Regions from separate parts of the Homo sapiens genome. Here regions 2, 3, 4 and 5 are each linked to region 1. A link is a contact called in ENCODE Hi-C or POLR2A ChIA-PET data. All regions are on one chromosome and are shown on one strand. The core of a region is the stretch at or near the end of the contact, and the rest is flanking DNA. Distances in the headings are between cores, read along the strand shown. Region 1 holds the start of LINC00578 (long intergenic non-protein coding RNA 578). Region 2 has its middle 89 kb from the start of LINC02015. Region 3 overlaps TBL1XR1 (TBL1X/Y related 1). Region 4 overlaps TBL1XR1 (TBL1X/Y related 1). Region 5 has its middle 40 kb from the start of LINC02015.

The links. Hi-C counts contacts between places; a loop is a spot of excess contacts on that map. ChIA-PET counts read pairs that join two places held with the same protein, here RNA polymerase II (POLR2A). Pooled maps may share reads with other maps.
Region 2: a map of PC-9 shows a loop between it and region 1 (5-fold over the local background). The contact joins the enhancer-like site here to the promoter of LINC00578 in region 1. A Hi-C loop is called at or near these places in 2 of 168 maps with a recorded cell type or tissue (PC-9 and endothelial cell of umbilical vein).
Region 3: a loop to region 1 is called in a map of B cell, with 2.5 times the contacts of the local background. The contact joins the enhancer-like site here to the promoter of LINC00578 in region 1. A Hi-C loop is called at or near these places in 7 of 168 maps with a recorded cell type or tissue (A673, B cell, PC-9 and 4 more), 23 of 37 single-sample maps with no recorded cell type and 15 of 50 pooled maps. POLR2A ChIA-PET finds 5 or more read pairs at or near these places in 4 of 52 experiments (CD4-positive, alpha-beta memory T cell, MCF 10A, activated CD4-positive, alpha-beta T cell and 1 more).
Region 4: a pooled map shows a loop between it and region 1 (5-fold over the local background). The contact joins the enhancer-like site here to the promoter of LINC00578 in region 1. A Hi-C loop is called at or near these places in 1 of 168 maps with a recorded cell type or tissue (mammary epithelial cell), 3 of 37 single-sample maps with no recorded cell type and 3 of 50 pooled maps. POLR2A ChIA-PET finds 5 or more read pairs at or near these places in 1 of 52 experiments (BJ).
Region 5: a map of A673 shows a loop between it and region 1 (2.2-fold over the local background). The contact joins the enhancer-like site here to the promoter of LINC00578 in region 1. A Hi-C loop is called at or near these places in 3 of 168 maps with a recorded cell type or tissue (A673, PC-9 and mammary epithelial cell), 3 of 37 single-sample maps with no recorded cell type and 7 of 50 pooled maps. POLR2A ChIA-PET finds 5 or more read pairs at or near these places in 4 of 52 experiments (BJ, MCF 10A, Panc1 and 1 more).

Annotation. Positions count from the first base shown.
Region 1 is chr3:177,440,649-177,443,180 of GRCh38, reverse strand. It overlaps LINC00578 (long intergenic non-protein coding RNA 578), which reads right to left and starts at 1,260. Exons shown (of 4, transcript NR_047568.1): 1 at 1,071-1,260. RefSeq lists an enhancer at 1,233-1,362.
Region 2 is chr3:177,904,994-177,907,525 of GRCh38, reverse strand. No RefSeq gene overlaps it. Among named protein-coding and RNA genes, the nearest start is that of LINC02015, 89 kb to the right of the region's middle. Within about 2 kb of position 1,270, at least 8 of the 41 ENCODE cell types and tissues checked have a DNase peak (open chromatin) inside an H3K27ac peak, as active enhancers do; they include PC-9, where a contact is called at or near this core.
Region 3 is chr3:177,056,565-177,059,096 of GRCh38, reverse strand. The region is part of intron 3 of TBL1XR1 (TBL1X/Y related 1); the gene reads left to right. Among named protein-coding and RNA genes, the nearest start is that of TBL1XR1-AS1, 20 kb to the right of the region's middle. RefSeq lists enhancers at 934-1,003, 1,044-1,103. Within about 2 kb of position 1,261, at least 4 of the 41 ENCODE cell types and tissues checked have a DNase peak (open chromatin) inside an H3K27ac peak, as active enhancers do; they include A673 and B cell, where a contact is called at or near this core.
Region 4 is chr3:177,108,642-177,111,173 of GRCh38, reverse strand. All of the region lies in intron 1 of TBL1XR1 (TBL1X/Y related 1), which reads left to right. Among named protein-coding and RNA genes, the nearest start is that of TBL1XR1-AS1, 73 kb to the right of the region's middle. Within about 2 kb of position 1,258, at least 3 of the 41 ENCODE cell types and tissues checked have a DNase peak (open chromatin) inside an H3K27ac peak, as active enhancers do.
Region 5 is chr3:177,775,426-177,777,957 of GRCh38, reverse strand. No RefSeq gene overlaps it. Among named protein-coding and RNA genes, the nearest start is that of LINC02015, 40 kb to the left of the region's middle. Within about 2 kb of position 1,262, at least 6 of the 41 ENCODE cell types and tissues checked have a DNase peak (open chromatin) inside an H3K27ac peak, as active enhancers do; they include PC-9 and mammary epithelial cell, where a contact is called at or near this core.

The DNA of each region.
Region 1 (2,532 bases), core at 11-2,510:
AAAAACAAAATTAGCTGGGTGTGGTGGTGGGCGCCTGTAGTCCCAGCTACACGGGAGGCTGAGGCAGGAGAATGGCCTGAATCCGGGAGGCGGAGCTTGCAGTGAGCCAAGATCTCACCACGGCACTACAGCCTGGGTGAAAGAGTGAGACTCCATCTCAAAAAGAAAAAAACTTTTCAGTTGTGTGTGTCTGTATGAATATTTGTTTGTGTTGGTGGGTGGATGTGTGTGCATTTTGCAATATAAAATATATTTCTTTTGTTCTCATGTGGACTCGAAGGTCTCTAAGGTCTCTTTTAACTAGAAAAATTTAATAAATCTCCAAACTCTGTAGAACTGGGATTCAAAATGGCAGTAGTTGCCAATGTTCTGGTTTTATGGGGTTGGTCCATATTTTTTTTCCCAATAGAAAATAAATTAGGATTTTCCTTCATCAGTAAATAAAAATGTTAAAAGAATAAAACTAGAATCTACACTCAATCACCCAGGAAGATGAGAGGTCTGCTGGGACTGAGATTACAGAGAGAAATGAACACAGAGATCAGAGCTTGAAGCCAGCTGTGGAGCCCAGGGCCAGTGGCCCGCTTCTGCACACAGCATCCATCCATGGGAACTGAGTCAACTCATAAGGATCTAAAGAGAGCGGGGACATTGCCGGGGAGGAGGAGATGGGGGTTCCTCTCCCAGCATACACACACGCATGGCTCCCACACTCACATAAATGCACATCGAGAAGCCAGAAGATGTTGCAAGATGTGTCTGTGCGTCTCTCAAGCTTCTACAGGCTAATGAAAGCATGTTAGAGACAGAGAACAGGCCTGAGTTTCAAGCCTTCTGAAGTCTGTTTTTCACTCTGTCTCTCTTTGGCACAGAATAAGTCATTTCATTCTCCCCTCTATCCAGACAGTGAGTTAATTTACACTGACAACTATAACCAAGTTGATGAACACACCAAACATTGGTCAGTGCAGATTCTCCCTATTTGAAAACTGAAATAGGAAACTTTTATAGTTAGAAAGTGCTTTGCAAACATAAACTCAGAAAAAGAGGAACTAATCGGAGGATCTTACCTTTCGGTTCTCTAAGCGGTCACAGCCTAATGCTGCCAAATGGCTCCAGATGCTCATGTTGAGGTCCAGGCTCTCTCTCCATCTTCAGTCTCCTCCACTCACCAGGCTCCTATTAACACATTTTCTGCTCTTCAGATAGTGAAATGTGGACAGCTAGGTTTAAGCCACCAGATTCCATCGTGCTACACCGAGACCACAGCCAATCCACTTTGGCCTTCCTCACAAGTCTCCAAATCATGACCATATATGTATAAAACGCCCAGTCTCTTCCTTTGCTGCTAAAGATTGTTAGTCTCCATCATTAAGGAACTTTCTATCTCAGCCTCCAGAGGGGTACCATCACACATAGTTCTGAGGATACCTCACCATGTATGAACACAAAGCCAAGAAGGGGATCTCATCTTCTTTTTATCCTAATTGGTCTTGTGCCATAGGTTGGTACTAAGGCAACTATTTGCTTTTAGTTTAGTTGTTATTCTAGGTTATTTTCCATATAAATAATATATTAATCATTTGAACATGTGCCCTAGGAGAGTTTTGCAACTGGAACAATTCTTGAATCAAAGAAATAAATACTATAAACAAAGCATAGTTTTTCAAGTAGCTTTCCAAGGCTTGTTGCAATTAATCACAGGCTTAAGAATGCTACTCCATTATCATTCTATCAAATGCAAGCCACATGGGCTTTGTGGCCATCATCTCAAATAAATACATCTCACTCTCCTTTGTAAGTCTTCAGTATAGACAAAGGCCTCTGCTTCAGGAATTTTGATTAGCAATATGTTAATCATAATTTCCAAATAAAAAGTCTAGACACCGTTTCAAGATTAAATTTGGTCTGGTCTGATTTTGTGAATTCTTATAAAATGTCTTATCCAATCAAATTTTAGCAATCATTCTGCATTTTGATGTTAAAATAAAATTAAATTAAAATTTTAACGAAAATAATTCTGACCCTCTGAAACAATTTCAAACTTATTTTAAATTCCCCAAGTGCATTCAGTAGCAAGTAGAAATAGTCACCGTTTAGCCACCCCATTACAGTCCATCACCTCAGCATTGCCCCTAATGTGGCAAGATTTTAAAAGTATAATATTCTTCACCTTTACAGCTAAAACAACAGCACATTCACACACATCATTGTATCGAATGTGGGCTAGCATGCACACATGTGTCCCCATTAATGTATCAATTCTTCAGCCTGTGACTCATTTTTTGGTGACACATGTTTTTATTGTATTATTGACCTGAGTCATTCAGTTACTATATATCAAATACTGGACTTCTCTGTTAATTCACTGATTTGTGGAAACAATGGATCAGAATATTTGAAGCTGAGGCTGTCTCAGAAAAAGAGACATATGGTCCACGAAAGAAGCAGGCATGCCTCTGCAGGAGTGAAGGCACAACAGAAGGCATGCCCCGGGCACCAGGTCCCGAGCATCAGGGAAGGCCCAGCGCA
Region 2 (2,532 bases), core at 21-2,520, 460 kb before region 1:
TATTCAGGCTGCTATAACAAAGTACTTTAGACTCAGTAATTTATAAACAACAGAGATTTATTTCTTAGAGGTCTGGAGGCTGGGAAGTCCAACATCAAAGCACCAGTAGATTTGGTGTCTGGTAATTGGCTTAATAGATGGTGACTTGTTGCTGCATCCTTACATGGCAAAAAAGAGCCAGAGAGCTCACTCAAGCCTCTTTTATAAGGTCACTATTCTCATTCATAAGGGTCAAGCCCTCACCTTATGACTTAATCACTTCCTAAAGGCCATACCTCTTAATACTATCACATTGGGTATTAGGCCTCAACATATAAATTCGTGGGGTACACCAATTTAGAACATAGTGCTGCACCTCAACGCAATTTAATGGACTATCATCTGGTCATACCTTCTCTCTGTGAAGATTTTTAGACCCTACTGGCTTACCTCCGTTAGTGATGCTCTCTGACAGTCTTCAGCTTGGCAATGTGCCTTAGTATAGGCACTGCATCCATGTTGCAACACAGTTCTCCATAGGGTTCTATATCATGAGTTATGGCAGGTATGTTAAGCAAGCTAGCATGAGCTTTTAAGACTCTGAAACACACACTGAAAATCCACACACATCATCCAGCATATGGAAAGCAAACCTAGGAGAAAATATGGAATTTGGAAAAAGGCATAAGAGAATGACATTAGCAAAATAAATAAAACAATAACGATTTGGGCAACAGCCAAAAACACAAGTAAAAAATGAGAGGTATTTTGACTCCCTAATATATTAAAATGTGTCATTCACATACTCACACTGCATGCATGATTTAGCTTTCTTTTTTCTCAGCCTCAGCAACAGCTAGGAATACTTTGTTGACAGTTTTTACCTCATAAATTTGGTTCCCTGATCTAATTTTTCATTACGAGAAAAAAGAAAGGAAAAAAACTTAAAGATCTTTCCTCAAATGAGATTCTCTTTCCCTCTGGGTTTTTATTGATTTGTAATTGCACTGATATTTCACATTTCTATTTAAAAACACCGTGTTCTAATGCTCAGTCTGGCAGAGGCTTCCTTTTGCATTTGACAGGACGCCCACCAAATCATTCTATTATGGAGACAGCTCAGGGTTCTGGGAAAATCAATAGGAGTTTAGCTCCTGGGAGGCAGAGAGATGGAGAAATGTGAGCAGTGGCTACTAGCAACCACTGGGCTAGGAATGTCTCTAAAGGCTAAAGTCAGGCCACAGGCCTGCAAAGTGTGGAATTTTAGCAGTTATGTAACTACATTTTTAGGTTAATGATTCAGTCTCTGTGTTTTGGCTCTGTTTCCTTGAGGGTAGCTGCTCCTGAGGGAGAAGCATTGTCGTTTCACTGAGAATTGCCACTTCACTGACCATCGTTTTTGTGTGAAAAAGAAAGGCCTTTTAGAAAAAGCAGATTTGTTTAAGTTTCTAAATAGCAAATCCTTGGCCCCTATAATTCACATTGCTTTGCCATCAATTTTAGACAGTGTTCAATTACACATTGAGGCAAAGACAGGTCTTCTCTTTAGCTATGTCCTGTTAAAAGCCTGCCTCCCTACTACTTGTGGTAGGTATCCATTCTAATGATTCTGCTAGCTGTTTTTCCCCCATCTGTGCCTGAAAAATCAAATCGTCTGCTCAAAAGTCAATGAAATGTCTTAAGCTGCTAGGGCAGCTAAATAAATCTGCTAACAACAATAACCTTACTGAGGAGGAATGTAAAAAAAAAAAAATTACTTTGTATTCCTCAGAAGGCATTCTGGTAAACAGTCACACCATACTAAAGCCCAGCTCTAAAATGCAACCTATCGCGGTGCTGGACAGATTATATTTTGTGAGCAGGGCTGATGGTTCACATGTAAACCTATGGCATTCATTCTGCTAACACCCCACCCACAACAGCTGAGAGTGAGCTTCTGCAATGAACTGCTTCAGAGTGGTTGGGGCTATTATCTAACGAGTTTGTATTCAGGCAAGGACCTGAGTCTTACTTGAAAAATGTTTAAGATTAAGGCTTTCAAGCAGCAAACCTTACCATCAAGGAGAAAGAATAACCTCCTATGGGAGATAGCCAAACTTAAAACAAAATTGACCAAGCAGAAAGTTATAAATAATATTATTTTAACAGGGTTTTGAGGTGCAGCCAAACATTTTGGAATGTTCTCAGTCCAAACAAAACCAGCATACTTCTCATTTTTTCCAACCTCATGACTGAGGCAGGAGGTAAATGGAAAGGAAAAAAGCCTACAGTTGCAAAATGTAAATTTAAAAGAAAAATCAATCTGGACAGTCATATAAACCAGGTGGCAGGCAAAAATTGGACTCATTTATGAAGAAATGCAAGGCATCCTGTAACAGGCAACAATTAAGGAACAGTAAAAAGACCAAAGAACTTGGAAACCAAAACAGGTTCAAATCTTAAGTCCACCACTCACAAAAATGTGGGTGTCTGGATAAACTTCTTAGCTTCTCTGAGACTCATGGTTCCTCACCTGGAAAATGGAGGGAATAGCACTGATCTCACAAAGTTCTT
Region 3 (2,532 bases), core at 12-2,511, 380 kb after region 1:
TTATCAGTAGATGACCAGCTACAGAAGTGCAAGTAGGTATATAGTTTTGTTTTATAATCAAATGAAATACAGAATAACCTTGATTTTACACACATGGTTGTATCCATGACTAATTGACAATAAACAGCAAGCAGTTGTCATAAATGCTGATAATTACAATTCTTTTTTTTTCCCAAATAAGTTTTTCTCCTCTTTTTGTAAGCTGAATTACCATTTTTTGCTGACACAGGAAATTCGTATTACACATTCCTGCTAGCACACTTATCAAAGGGACAATGGTCCTTTAATAGTTGCCAAACAGAGAATTTGTTCAATGTTTTTTAGGACTAGCCAGCATAGCGAGAGTATAAGGAAACATGGAAATTGCTTTTGGCATTATTAATAATCTTTTTGGAAAGCAATTTGGCAATGATGAAAACCTTCTTTAAAATGCTTATATCCCCTTCAGCTTTTGAGGGAATCCATCCTAAGGAGAAAAAAACAACACACATTGTACATGGCAAAAGCCTATACATATAGATATTTGAGGTAATATTCTTTTAAAATAGTGATCATTGGAAAAGTTCGAAGGTCCAGCTATGGCGTGAATAATTTACTGGCTGAATATTATGATGCTATTAAAATTATTTCAGAAAGTATTATTTATATAAAATGTTCATAGTTACATGTATTTTTAAGGGCAAAATTAGGGCACGAAATTTTATAGCTAGTGTATCAGTACTAGATCTAGCTCTTCAATAACAAAGATCCCCTGTGTCATTTTTTCCCCATCCTATTTACCTTTTCTAAAATCTGGATCTGTAGGGCAGAGTTGGAGTCAAGAAAGCATTTGATGATGAGAACATGAGTATAATTTGCTGAGCTTTTCTGACTTGAAGCTTATATAGGACCTTGGATCAATCAGATTTTCGTTTCAGACTAGGGCAGTATGTTGTGGTCATATTTAAGCTTTGCCTTTTTTACCAGTTTGTCTCATCTAGTCATCCTGTACCATAATCATGGTGTTCAGAGTCCATTTTCTTATTCTTGTATTGCCTATTTGCAAGGTAGAGTTGGCAGGCTCTGTATGACTAACTCCCCTTTGAGAACACAGTCCCTAACATCCTTACAGAAAGCACTTCCTGAAACAAGCGATCTATAGAAAATGGCTGTTTTGTGATCTTCATGCGTGCCACCCCACTCCCTGCCAGCTGTCGTTGCTCGTCTCTGTCACTGAATGACTATATACTTCATGTGTTTCAGTCTTATTTCTTTCTGGAGTCTCTCTTCTCCCTGAGTCTCAATACCCTAGTCAGTGTTTAGAGTACTTGATTACAGAGGTACTATCAGATTTGCTCTTACACTTGGAAAGAAGGGATGCTATTTTAGATGGTCATGCCGGATTTTAACATCTAACAGATTTAGGTGGTCTCTTTTGCCTCCTATTATATAAATCAAAAGCTGTCCCTGGAAAAAGCCTTTTTCTGCATATATATATTTACAGATAAATGGAAATAGCTTCTGGCACAAAACTAGTTCAAGTTTTAGATTTTTCCAAGGAAGACTTAAGTCATATGCTTTTTCTGGAGTCACAGATTTTTTTGATGTGCCAAAATACATTATAGTATAATTGCATTCTAATTTAAAAAATGTTTATTGAGTACTTGTTGACTCAGGTAATGTGCTAGTTTCCCAGAATTAAAGGATTACTAGACTTAAACCCTTTTGTCAGGATCCCAGTCTAGTAGTCACACACAGGCAAACAACCATAGCCACACAGTTGATAACCAGTGTGGTAAGTGCCACACATACAGAAATTCTAGGATCAGCGTAGGAGAGACTGGTTAGCCCTGGTGTAGTGAAAGAGGATTTCACCTCCATTCAGATAGGAGAAAGAGCAAAGGAGGACATAAGGCTCAGAGGCATGATGTATAACACAGCATATTCAAGATGTTAGATGTAATTTGCCACCACTTGAATTTATTGTGTAATGGGAGTGAGACGGGGTGTGTAGTATTGAGATGAGACTGGAGAGACAGAAGAGCCAGATTACAGAAACAACTGTGTGCCATAATTAGGCGTTTGACCTTTGTTATGAAGGCCAAGGGGATCATTGAAAATTCTCAAGCAAGAAGTGATATGTTCAGTTTTTTGTTTTACAAGTAATAGTCTAGCTGTAGCTTGGCATATATACTGAATTGAGGAGGAGGGGAAAGAAATGTGTATAGCAAAGGGTAATGGGGACTAAACGCAGATCTGGCAGAAAAGGTAAGGTGATGAGCATCTACAGATGGTAGAGTGGTAGGATTTGGAGTAGGATGGTAGGATTTGGTAAATTGTCAAATGCCAAGGGACCGAGAGAGAAGAGGGAGTTAGGATGACTATGACTTTCAGGTGTAGTGAAATGAGATCAGAAGTTTCTAAGGAAAAGTAGTTTTAGGGAGGGGAAGAAGAAAATTGATTTTGAACATAGTAATTTTAAACTGCTATGTAATGCCATGGCTAGAAATAAAGAAAATATTCTAGTTGAATTCAACATTTAAGCAGAGCATT
Region 4 (2,532 bases), core at 9-2,508, 330 kb after region 1:
TAATGATATGGTGATGGTGATGATAGTAGGGAGAGGTGCAAAGACAATAGCTCCTGGATTGCATGTCCTCCTGTTGTGTGCCTGGCGTGATACTGCCCTGCTAGCCTGTCCTGTCCTGTAGCTTTCTCTGTAAACACATGCCAGGTGTGGCCTACTTAGGTTTTGTGAATTTGTCTAGTTGAGTCTGAGTTGTTAGAGCAGTTCCTTTCAACTGTTGATTTGCTTGACGTGAGATCAAGGGGGTGAAAATCATACACAACACATTTTTTTCCTCTTTGTTTGAAAGATATTTTCCTCTTCTGGACCCTATCTAGAAGAAGTATTCCTTAGACAATTTCCGGCTTCTTTTCTCTCATGAAGAGGAGGTAAGATTTTTGTTCTCACACTTATCTGCTTCCCAAAATATCCCCCCCGTTCTCATTAAGTTCTGACCACTCCTTCCTCTCATCTCATTTAATTCTTATTCATATCTAGAATTGTGTTTTAGGTACAATAGTAGGCATAAGTCACAGACATACTGTCATTTATTCCTGTGCATTTACAATAGAAGGTATTGAAAAAATTCAGCTTAGTGTCTTCATAGTTCTAGCTTTATGCATTTTCACAGACATTTATCCTTTGCCTCCTCTTTGTCTTCTGCTGAAGAATAGTGAACACAGTAGGGAAAAAAAAACCACAAAACCAAGACCAGGTGTTCTTAAGCAAAGAAGTTCTGGTTTGTGTTTTGTTATTTTTCCCTAGTCAGGTATTTTAAATTCGTAATGGTGGGTGTATAGCCCTAGATACATTGTAAGCTTTGCTGGATATTTACAAATTGTTGCCTAAACTGTAGAAGGGCTTAAGTCATTAGACATTCTATTTTAGTGACATTTTTCTGTTTTTCTGTATCATGTGTCTTGGAAAAACTTTGAAGTTCTTTGATGTTAATTTTGTAAGAATGTGTGTCTGAAAATATTTTGACTGAATAGACTCTGGGTTACAGTTAAGAATTTCTTTGATTTGGCACATCTTCTCTTTAGCATTTCATAGCTTTTATCATGGCCTGCATATACAACATGTCAATTATAATGCCTGATAGGTCTCCTAGGAGTTGTAGCTTCACAATATATAGGAGGCATCAGGCACAAATCGATACTGCAGAGAAAAAATTAGAGTAACTAAAACATAAATGACGTATTTTGTGAATAAGGAAGTGTTCTAGGTATGCCTTCCAGTAGTAAGCGGACAACACCAAGATATAAGGCACGTCTTCATACATCATTGTCTGTACACAGAACATCGAGCATACAGGAAGCTTCCTGAGTATCTTGCTGTCTCTCAATTGAAATACAAACCAACTCTGGCTCTGACCATCCTACTTTAATATTGCAACCCAGGGGTTCCTCTTTCACCTCTCTTCCCCCCAACTTCTGAATCCCTTTACCCTGCTTGGACTTTTTCTTTTTTCATAGCATTTATGATTGTAACATTACTTATTAATCAAAATTCTGCTGGAATTTAAACTGTGAGAGAGCAGGGATCTGTGTTTTATTTACTGATGTATTTTAGTAAGTTTTGTCCCCAGTGGGTGAATTAATAGTAACTCGATGTAAAGGGCTAACTTTTAATGTTAACAATCTCTAGTAGAAAGGTTAATTACAATTTGTTTTTTCTTCCTTCTTCCTTTCTTTCCCCACCTCTTCTTTCTTCCCATAGTTCTGTTGTCTACTGCAGGACAAATCTTACAATCATCCCAAAATACAAAAACAAAACAACCTTCTGTTTAGTCTTGGAGGTAAACATAGGCTTTAAATTACATTTCTTCCTATTCTCTTAAAGGGGACTTGCTTGATAGTTTGTATTTTCTTGAGTAACTAATGCATTTCTAATGGAGAGAGTTCATTTAGTGTGCAGGTTCTTTGTTTCTGATTGAATGTTTGGTTGCTTTCATATTCAGTTTATGTTCAATTAAAAAATTGGGAAAAGGTATGAAATTGACAATTTTAAATGTAATTTTGTTTATATATTAACTTGTTTTTAAAAATTAATTACAAATATACAATTTACTTGTTTTTTCCCCATATTTATCTGTGAATTAGATTATGATTTAGGATTGTTAGAAAATGTGAAAAGAAAACATGTTTGACAATAACATTTTCATCTCTATTATAGAAGTGATTTTTGGTATCCAGATATCCTTATCCCATCAAAAAGCTAAAATGCAAGCTCATTTTCTGTTAATTTTTAAGATGGGCATAACATTTCTTCTCATCGCTGCTTGGTGAACATTAGCTAGTATTGCCACAACTTATGGCCAGTGTTTTCTGTTTCTTCCTTCCTTCTATTTGCTCTGGCAAAGAGGACGCATTTCCAGGACCAGTCTCAGCTAGCCCAGTGTCTTTATTGTCTGTTTCTTTGTTGTTTGCATTAATAAAAATACCATTAGTATTTTTTAAACTCATGGAAATTCATAATTCAAACAATTTTTTTGCTTAGGGAGTTGATTCTTTTTGTTCTTTTAATACTATACTATTTTTAACCTTTTTGCTCCCT
Region 5 (2,532 bases), core at 13-2,512, 330 kb before region 1:
CCAGAGATGGACACAAGGTGGCTCAGTGAACCTGTTCCCTGGTGCTCCACATCTCCCTAGAAGGAAAAAGATAACTATGTTCAGCAGCAGGCAGTCATTGGACATTATGGCAGCTGCCCAGCCAATCCTTGCAAGCTCAGCAAGACAACCTAGAGTGAATGCAACCAACCGGCCTAAAGGGTGATGACCCTAGTCCCATGGACCATACCTGGGTGCAACACAAGCCTTCAGGGGAGTCACATTGACTGGTACACATTGGTTTGAGCTTTTCTTTATGGCAGTTGTGTTGAGGCAGGAGTATGTCATGACTTTGGAACAAGAGACCTGAGCTCTAGTCCTAGCTCTGCTGATAAATATGTGGTCTTGCATCACGGTATCATATACAAGATATGACCTCTCTGAGCATCAGATACTTTATTTATAAAATGAAAAGAGTGCAAGATTGTTACATGAATTTGATATAATAAATGTAAAGCCCATGCATATAGTTAAGTCTTAGATAAATGTAGACTTTGTTAAGAACAATATAAAAGGTCATAATATGTAATATATGCTAAATCCTTAGATATGTCCCCAAGTAAAATAGTCTAGACTGCTTTATAGAAGGCCTTAGAGTCTGATATCAGGAGAGAACTGAACTGGACCAAATACACAACCATTCTTTTTAGATGATTTCTTGGTGTGGATTGGCAACAGCTAACAAGACTGTTTCCTATGTCCATTAGCCAGAATTTTATAGCAATGTAATGGTTTGGATTCCTGTTTTTTGAGATTGAAGTTTTAGCTGCTTTTGTAACTGAAAACATACCCACTCTTGGTCCACTGTTATGCTAAGAACACCTGAAATATTGTATTTTCTTTGGAACTTAAGTTGCCAGATACGGTGCGGTCAAGGGCTGAAACTAAATACAAGCAGCCCCTTGCTGAAATATGCTCTGAGTGGGTCTGCTGCTGTCACAAGCAGCGTTTCTCCCTCAAAGAGTTGGCATTCCTCCAGTTTTCCCTGCCCGTGATCACACATCCACAAACCAGCCAGCATGGCTAGTTCCTCCTACCATTTCATGATTGCTGACAGGTAGAATGTGGCTTTTGTTCTTTTCCTACTCGGGAACTCAAATACCAGAGCTGCTGACAGATGATGTTGTGGCAGATTCATTTTGGAACACCACATTTCTTAGCAATGTGTCACAGGAGGAGAATGTCTCAAGCCTACAGCCTCAAAACCCCTCTGCTCTGGAAGTACCATTGCCCCAACCCAGATACCTTCTCAGGTGACACAGGGCGAGTACATGCCTCACCTTGCTGTAAGGAGATGGGAATGGAAGAAACTATGAATGGTAGAGTGCAAGTCCCTCCTAAAAGCATTGACATTGGGTTATTTTTTAAACATTGTACCGGCCAAAACAAGTGAGTCAACGTATTTGTGACTCCTACCCGATGCTTGCCCTTTGCAGAGCTTGACATAAGGAAGACATGTTAGGGAAGCCAAAGATAAATCCAACTCTTGGCTCTGCTATCAGCAGGCTCTGAGACCTACAGCAGTCACTCGACATCTCTGGGCCCAGTTTCTTCTTTAGTAAGATGAGGACAGGAAGCCTCAGGTGGACATGCAGGTCCTCTACCATCTTGTGAGTCTCGGACTCCAGATTGGTGGCAACCTACCTTTCTAGTCTAAGCTCCTGTCTGCTGGCCAACAGAGGTTTAGGGAGACCAGAAGCTAATACAATTTATGATGCCCTCTGTATGAAAAATTATAAAAAGTAAGTCAATAGTGAATATTTATTCAGAATGAGAAAAGAAAAATGCAAAAATATCAGCTTTAAAAAGCCAACAAATACCAGAAATATCACAAAACCCAGAAACAAATAACAGATTTGTATGAATTGGTATCGATAACATAAGATTTGTACTGATGTTCTAACAAGTCTCCCTAAATGCCTGTATTCTACATTTTTGGCTGCAGAGTCTGTTTCTTTTTATGACAAAATTCTGTAATATCCTTTCCTACAGAGAAACTAGAAAGATCATTCCATTTTTCCTGTAACATGGTTAATCAAAATTTGTTTATTATTAATGATAATTGAGAGAATTTCTTTCAGCTTCACAACCTATTATTGACAATATCATGTACATGTTTAGTATTACCAAATTGGGGAAGCTCCTCTACCAAGTGTCTTTCATATATGAGCTGTAAGATTGCAGCCATTCATGTTTCCCTGAGCAGAGACTAATCTGAAATACTCTTGAAATTGATGATACTCATTAATTAGGGCCTTGGGAAGGCATCTACTTTTACCACCTCACACTAGGTACCCCGCAGCCCCACCTTCATGCACACTGAACGTCTCACCTGTTCCTAACACACGACAACCTTCTACAGCTCTGTGGCTTTGCAGATGCTGATCCCTCACTGAATTGCCTTTCCTTTCTCCTCCCCCATACCCTTTCTCCAGGGTTCAAGCAGATTCAGTCACCATTCCTCTGCACTGTCCCTGCCTGGTACTCATAAGACTAGTAGAGAACCCTTCCTTT